3 separate regions of the Mus musculus genome follow, and all the other regions are linked to region 2. A link is a loop called in an ENCODE intact Hi-C map of the cell type or tissue named here. Cell type or tissue: left cerebral cortex. All regions are shown on one strand.

Evidence for each region. A loop is a pair of places that touch in the nucleus more often than their neighbours do. Peaks named below come from ENCODE experiments on the same cell type or tissue, not always from the same donor. Only the 100,000 strongest peaks of a DNase experiment are listed, where the experiment ranks them.
Region 1: a loop joins it to region 2, with 2.9 times the contacts of the local background. A loop is called at or near these places in 3 of 42 quality-filtered maps.
Region 3: a loop joins it to region 2, with 2.7 times the contacts of the local background. A loop is called at or near these places in 3 of 42 quality-filtered maps.

What each region holds. Positions count from the first base shown.
Region 1 is chr7:16,815,966-16,818,465 of GRCm38, forward strand. It overlaps Fkrp (fukutin related protein), which reads right to left and starts at 767. Exons shown (of 3, transcript NM_173430.2): 1 at 735-767. Strn4 (striatin, calmodulin binding protein 4) reads left to right here. Exons shown (of 18, transcript NM_133789.3): 1 at 1-669. The coding sequence starts at 388. In left cerebral cortex, a CTCF peak has its summit at 1,118; DNase peaks (open chromatin) are centred at 332, 588, 1,029 and 1,925; H3K4me3 peaks cover 2,500 bases; H3K27ac peaks cover 2,500 bases.
Region 2 is chr7:16,398,264-16,400,763 of GRCm38, forward strand. It overlaps a transcript of Zc3h4 not described here. Among named protein-coding and RNA genes, the nearest start is that of Zc3h4, 1.7 kb to the right of the region's middle. In left cerebral cortex, a CTCF peak has its summit at 262 (motif pointing left); DNase peaks (open chromatin) are centred at 526, 1,360 and 1,827; H3K4me3 peaks cover 1,721 bases; H3K27ac peaks cover 1,899 bases.
Region 3 is chr7:16,824,870-16,827,369 of GRCm38, forward strand. It overlaps Strn4 (striatin, calmodulin binding protein 4), which reads left to right. Exons shown (of 18, transcript NM_133789.3): 5 at 1,595-1,792. Among named protein-coding and RNA genes, the nearest start is that of Fkrp, 9.4 kb to the left of the region's middle. In left cerebral cortex, a CTCF peak has its summit at 1,116 (motif pointing right); a DNase peak (open chromatin) is centred at 1,194; H3K27ac peaks cover 1,737 bases.

The DNA.
Region 1 (2,500 bases), 420 kb after region 2:
TGTTTTTTTTTTCTTCACTAAGTGAAAGAGATGGGGGTGTATTTGCATTTGGAGGGGATAGGACTCTGACATTGGGGAGAATGCAGAAAAAAAAGTCCGGTCTGGTCTCTCGACCGCAAAGGAGACAATTGCGAGGGACCCTGGGTCCTTTGCCTACGTAGAGGCAGTCCCTCCCCCTCCCTGTCAGCACCCCCGCCCGCGCGCACCACCGGGGTCGACCCGGGTGGGTGGGCGAGGCTCGCGCCCAGCCCCGTGCTTGTCCCCGCTCCCCTCGCCCGCCCAGCGCGCGCGCGCGCGCACACGAGGCGGGGGTGTAGAAGTGTGAAGCTGCGCGTCCGCGCAGGCGCGCGAGGTACAGCGGGCGCGCGGGCCGGCCCCGGGGCCTCCATGATGGAGGAGCGAGCGGCCGCCGCGGTCGCATCGGCCGCCTCCTCCTGCCGCCCTCTGGGCTCGGGCACGGCTCCCAACCCGACGGCGGCGGCCCCGGCCTCCAGCCCTGCTCCTGGGCCCGGCCCGGTAGGAAAAGGAGGTGGCGGCGGAGGCAGCCCGGGCCCTACGGCGGGCCCGGAGCCCCTCAGCCTGCCGGGGATCCTGCACTTTATCCAACACGAGTGGGCACGCTTCGAAGCCGAGAAGGCCCGCTGGGAGGCCGAGCGCGCCGAGCTGCAGGTGAGCGCCACCGCTGCCCTCCCGCGCTCCCCGCCCCAGTCCTGCCCGGCCCGGCCTCGCCTCACCCGCCGCCGCCGCCGCCGCCATCTTGGAGCAATGGCCGCCGGGACGGCCGGGAGGGGGCGGGCAGGGCCGGCGACGGGCCGGCGGCGGGGTCCTCGGGGCCTCGGGGCGGACGCGGGCCGGGACCGGTCAGAGGATCTGAGCAGGGCCGAGTCTGCCGGGAGCCGCGAGTGGGAGTGACGAGCCCAAGCCCAGAGAGCCTGTCTGGGCGATGCGACTCGGGGTTCCCGGGGGACAGAGTGCTGAGAAAGTGGATGGGGTCTGCGCGAATAAATATGCCACGCCTCGCCTCCGGATCCTAACCAGATGCTGGCTGTCAGGGTGGAATGGACTAGATGTCTAGTGGGGTGACACACTCTTAACATCCACTGGGTGCAGGGAGTGAAGAGAGGAAGACTGGAAGCTGGCATGGGGTACCTTGGGGGAGTGGCTGGCCCGGAGCAATTGAAAGGTGGGAGGAAGCTTGATAGGAAGGGGTCCCAGGATGAAGTGTGTGGCCTCCTGTCCAAGAAGGACACTTTGGGCACGTGTGGCTACAATGTAGGGACACATTGGGATCGTTTGGGTGGAACCACGGAGAGGGTAGAGGACATGTTTTGGGCTCCCCCAGGAGAGCTTGAGAGTGGGAAGCGACATTTTGGGTGCTTTAAGGAATTAGAGTTCCGTTATGAAAGATTTGAGGATGTTAGGTAGAAACCCCTGAACTGTTAGGGCGTTTGTTGGGTATATTCAGTGGGAAGACAGGAGCGTCTGAGATGCTGCACACGGTGAAGAGGGATGGAGGTGCCTTTGGGTGATGAGTAGGGGGAAAAGACAGCACGAGGAGGGACTCCGTGAGGGAAGTGATTGTGTAAGGGCCTCTAAAGGGACTTGATGGTTTGTGGAGAAGAATGTGCCAGGTGATGGCTCGTGGAGTAGAAGTTGGGCTGGGCTCTGTGACCTTGAGCTAGGTACTGCTTGTGGGGAATCAGAAAGGTGAGCACTTCAAGGCCTTCAGGGATGGGCCCCCAGGAGTCAAATGGTTCCTAGGCTGGGATGTTATTAACAAAAACAGTCAGCGCTTGGTTTCTGGCAACCCATCTTTCTGTTTCCAATGTGCTCTTTCCTGTCAGATTGAAATGGAGCCCCAAATAAGTGACTGATTCAGTTTTTGTCCATGGGATGAATGCCAAGAGCATTTGAATTTTGTGTATGTAGCTCCCATCCCTGAGAGAGAAGTCCTTATGTAAGTGCTCCTCGTGCTGTGCCCAACTCTAACTCAGGCTCTTTCCCAGCATACATCTCATCAGATCTTCTCAATACCCCATTATGTAGGCAGGGCCAATGTCATTACCTCACTCAGCAATAACGACAGCAGCTGCTATTTATTCAGGGCATATTATGTGCCTGACACTGTATTAAGTATTATACATGCTATCATTTAATTCTTGTGGCATTCTGAGAGGGGAAATGGTATCCCTTCCTCTCTTTTTTAATAAGCAGGGGAGGGAGATGCTACGGATCCCAGCAGTGGTGGCAGTGCTGACTGTGTCTTTTCCCTGTCTGACACTGAGCACAGGTGAGAAAAGTCTCTAAGGAAGCTTAGAGACCTCACCAGGTCACCCAGGCCATCACAGCAGAGCTTGACAGGGGTACAGTTGACAGCTTTCACTGTGTCAGCCATGCTGTGTATCCCAGACTCCACTCAGAGTGTACAGTATGTGCTGCCTCCTAAGAAGAGGTCTTCCCACTCACTTAGTGACCTTCTGTGGAGTCACAGAGCATGCTC
Region 2 (2,500 bases):
TTTCTTGACAAGAGCTATTTAGCTCAGTCTAGCCCTATTAATTAGGAACTGAGGCTGAGGATGTGTCTCAGAATTTGTGTAGCAAATACAAGGCTTTGGGTTGCCCAAAAGAAATTAGATTAAGAATTGCATCCTGGGGCTGGTGAGATGGCTCAGTGGGTAAGAGCACCTGACTGCTCTTCCGAAGGTCCAGAGTTCAAATCCCAGCAACCACATGGTGGCTCACAACCATCCATAACAAGATCTGACTCCCTCTCCTGGTTTGTCTGAGGATAGCTACAGTGTACTTACTATAATAAAAAAAAAAAAAAAAAAAAAAAAGAATAGCATCCTGACAGGAGGCTCTAGCAACCAGTCTGAGATAAGTGGCTCACAAGTTTCTCAGAAGAGTTTTGTGTCCAGGCCCCCATGTTAGCATACAGAACATCCAGCTGACCTGCATCCAGGTACCCAGTGATGGTTTTAGTCTTCACCTCCTGCTGCCAGGTTTGGCAGGTGTGTGTTCCTGACAAAAGGACTCCCTAAACCCAATTCCCTGTCTCCCCCACACACACCTCCCGTGTGTGTTTTCTGAAATCTCTCTCTTCCCATTTCTGTTCCTGGTGCCCCTTTCTGACTGTCCTTTGTTCTTATGGCTCTGCTCCAGTCTGTCTGCCTTTACCCCTTCTCCAGACCCTCACTCCTGTCCCTTCCCCCCCCAATAAATTTCTTTATACCAGATGACGAGCTGTAACATCTAAGGGGCATACCTTTGCATGGGCCCACCCTTGCTGCATTGTATTTCATGACACCCCACCCCTGCATTTCAGGAGAAAAATGTTTTGTTTTTTCCTCTTGTCACTGGGCTCCGACTCTCTTCTTCCTTGTCCCTGCCTTGTCCCGTGATCCCGTCTTTCCCTTTATTCTTGCATGAGGTTAGAGGATGTGCTATCATTGGGGAGTCGGTTCTTCCACCATGCGGGTCAGGCGGATCTTGAGTTTCTCACTTTTCTGCCTTCACACTAAGTGCTTCTGGGGCCACCGCAACTGATTCTATAAGGTGCTGCGGATGAAGCTATGGGTTTTGTGTATGCTTAGAGGCTAGCACTGCTAACTTCAACTTTTCCGCATATCCTGACTCCAAACACTCGGTCTTAAGCCAGTTAAGCTTCCAGCCTTCGCGTTCAGTCTCCATCTACAAACTAGGAATATCAACTTGGGTAGGAGGTGAAACTTCAAAATACTTTTGTTAGCGGTTTAAGAACCCGGTCAAGATCTCCACTTCGCCCTCACAGTTGGCACCACCCTTCTCGCCTCCAAGGATGACGCCACTGGCTGAGTTATGTAGTGACGTCATCTCCGGGCCGCCTCTTCTCCAGCCCCTCTTCGGGAACGACCGACTCCTGGGACCGGTCTCCGGCTTTCGGTTAAATTTTTTCCCCTCCCATTATTCTCCCACCTAAAACTTTGGGCTCTTCCCGCCTTCCTTCAAACTAGCAATTTTCGGCTCTTCTCGCTTGCTTTGGGGGCGAGTTCCTGAAAGTCATTTACCCTTGAGTTAATTAATCGCCTTTCTAGCCCCACCCGTTCAGCTTATTCGCTAATTCCTATTCGCTCCGCTCAATGTATTTCGGCTACTTCCGCCTCCTCCCGGGATCCCTTCCCTGACTTCGGCTCTTTCCGGACTCTCGCCTCGCCCCCCCCCAGGGGGGGGCTTCTCCCATCCCGAAGCGCTTCGGCTATTTCCGGCTCTCCCGGCCTTCCCTAGCCCCGCCCCCACGACCACCCTTGGTCCTTTAGGTGGGTCTCTGATCCGCTCCGCGTTGCTGCAGTGACCTAGATCTTCCCTCGGCTCTTTCCGGCTTTTTTCAGAGTCTCGTTAATCTCAGCTGTGTTCGGCTCTTTCCGTGCCCTCTCCTCCGCCTCGCCCTTCCGCTTCGGCTCTTTTCGCCGACTTTCGGGCGGGCTGGCTCTGCCCTTCTCCACGTGACGCTCCTCCGGCCTCTCCGCTACCCCCTCCCTCCACGCCCTTCCTCCGGCTTCAGCCTCCGTGCTTGTCCCGGCTGTGCCGCCATTTTGTGTGAATTCCTGACCGCGGCGGGGGCCCGGCAGCTGGGGCATCTAGGGCGGGCAGACAGTCGGCCCATCTCCATAGCCCGATCCCTCTTCTCCCCGATTTTTTTTTAACCATCCCCCCTGCTCGCTCTCCTCTCCCCCCCTTTCCCTTCGCTTGCTCCGTCGCGCGCGGGCCCGCGCTAATTACACCCAACCACCCACCAGTGTCCGTGTCCCCCGGGTCTCAGGCCTTGGGGGGCCGCGTGTGTGTGTGCGTGCGTGTGTGGCGGAAGGGGACCTCTCGTCCCGATGAGGGTCCCGTGCCCGTGAGCGAGTGACCTCAGGGCCAGGCTGCGGAGAAAGCAGGCGGCGGGCGGCCTTGCCGGGGCCTAGGCCTCGCGGCCTACGTGGAAGTCGGCTCAGAGGTGACTCCGAAACCGAAAAAAAAAATACTCGATATCGATCT
Region 3 (2,500 bases), 430 kb after region 2:
AGGGGGGAAGGGAGAGAGAGAGAAGGAGGACTAGAGAGTAAGAGAGGTGAGGGCTAAAGAGCTGTGTCAGTCTTAATATTTGGAGAGGTACTGTGAGTCCCTCAAGTGGTGTGCTCCATGATGTGTAAGAGCCAGGACTGGTTTGTTTGTTTGTTTGTTTGTTTAAACTGTCCCTGTGGTTTGTAATGCTTTTACTAAGTATTGTCAATTCCCACATATAGATCAGTCAGATTATGTAAAGTTAAGAACTTAAAGGAGTGGAGTGTATGGCTTAAGGGCTAAGTCCTTAGTTACTGTGGACCAGGCCCTAGGGTCCATCCACAGCACTACAGAAATCACCACTATGTAACAGGGACCTTGCTGGAAAGCCACAGATCTCCAGAGCCAATCCATCCTGAGGTGCTGTGTTGAGAGCTACTTTAAAACTTGAGTCTAAGACAAATGACAGAACTCAGGAAGCCGACCTTCACTGTCTTCAGTTCAGTATCTGCAAACCACTGCTAGTTTAAGTGGGCACAAATAACCCCAGAGGGCTGTAAAACAAATATTATGGGAGCATGGGCCTGCCACTATACTCATGTCTCCCTGTCCTCTGGTTCCCCATAGTCCCTGTACTGTGTAACTGCTGACTTGCCCCTGGTTCTCACTGGTGCCAAGAGCATTTGATAAATGCATGGAGGGCCATAGTGAGATCTTAGGCAGTCACCCATAGAGCCCGTTTTCCAGATTGCCAGGCTTCTCCGCCTCTTTTGTTCCCTGGGCCACATAAGGCATTGCAGAGGCAGGAGAAGCAGAGAAGGGCACAGGCATCCAAAGGGTCCTGCAACAGAGCAGTGAGGCAGTGTTGTCCCTTAACCCTGGAAGCCGCACATACTCAGGATTGACTTTTTGATCTTCTCTTCTTTTTCTTTTTCCTTTAGGCCAGTCTCAGCTGGCTTCAGTTTTTTAAGTTGCAGAAGTAATAAATGCTCAGGTATAGAAGTAAGTAGACCTCAGGCTGCGGATGTAGCGCAGCGGTAGAGCGCTTGCCTCGCATGCTCAAGGCACTGGGGTCCATCCCCAGTACTGCAGAAAAAAACAGTGTACTCTTGTGTCCTGTATCCTCCCCTGCAGAGGTCACTGTTGCTCAGTTTATGTCTGTCTAATAGGCGTCCAGGAAGCAAGCATAAGGGTGTGTCTGTGTGTGATGAGAGCATACACACACCATCACACTCTTCTTTGCATTTTTATAAAACTCGGAATCGCGTGGGAACATGGAACATCCGCCATGTTCACTGTGCTGCTGGTCATAGCCATCTCTCTGTGGCACTCTGCCTTTGTCACCTTCTGCCTAGCGTCCATCAGTGGACATCTGGCTGTTCCTGCACGTGGGCTCTCTCCTACATGTTGGGGACACCGTGTGCCATAGCAGCGTGCATGGGGACCAGGGCTTCCATTGATAAGTGTCAGAAGCCAAGCTGCTGCTCAGGGGCTGCTTCTGAAAAACTGCCATCTGCTCTTTGGTGGCTCCTCAGAAGGCTGCTGGCTTGTGCGTGGCCCAGCAGTCAGAAGCAGCTCGGCTCATGTGTTACCTGCCCTGGCTCTGCTCCCACAGGTACCTGGAAGAGGTGGGCTACACAGATACCATCTTGGACATGCGGTCCAAGCGTGTGCGTTCCCTTCTGGGCCGTTCACTGGAACTCAATGGGGCCGGTGAGCCCGTTGAGGGGGCCCCCAGGGCTTCACCAGGCCCTGGGGGACTTAGCGGTGGCGAGTCTCTACTGGTAAAACAGATCGAGGAACAGATCAAGAGGTGAGACCCTGAGTCATGAGGAACTCTGCTCTTCTTTCCCCGGGGAGGCTGGGCAGGAAGGCAGTGTTCCCAGCTTCGCTGCCAGCCCTTCTAGATTGTGTTGAGTGCTTCCCCTTCAGGTTGCCACATGGCCTCTTTTTCTAGCTGAGGACAGACCTTGGTGGGGGTGGGGTAGGAGGAGGTGGGGGAGGGGTTGGCTGCAGTGGTTAGCAACACATGAGGCCTCCACCCTTGTCTTAGGAGCTCATTTAGTTCATCTCCCATCAGTAGTTGATACCCCTCAGAAGCAGAAATGTCATTAGGTGGTGCTAGGTGAAGCATGTGGAAAGAGTGACAGGAGACCGCCTGGTACTGTACTATACCCCTGGGGTCATAGCTACTCAAGAGGCAGAGGCAGGAGTTGCTTGAGCCCAGGGGTTAGAGACCAGCCTGGCCAAAAAGGAGGAAGAGGAGGAAAAGGGGGAGGACAAGGAGGAAGAGGGGGGCATGAAGCCCTGGTTTCCATCTCTAACCCTGTATAAACCAGACATGGAAAACAGACTCCTGCTTTACAGGCACGTACATCCCAGTACTCAGAAGGTAGATTCAGGAAGATCAGAAGTTCAAGGTCACTCTTGGCTACAGGGCACATTTGAGGCCAGCCTGGGCTACATGAGAAGTAACGGAAGTAGTACCCCTCTTGGTGGCTAGGAGGGAGGACCACTTTGT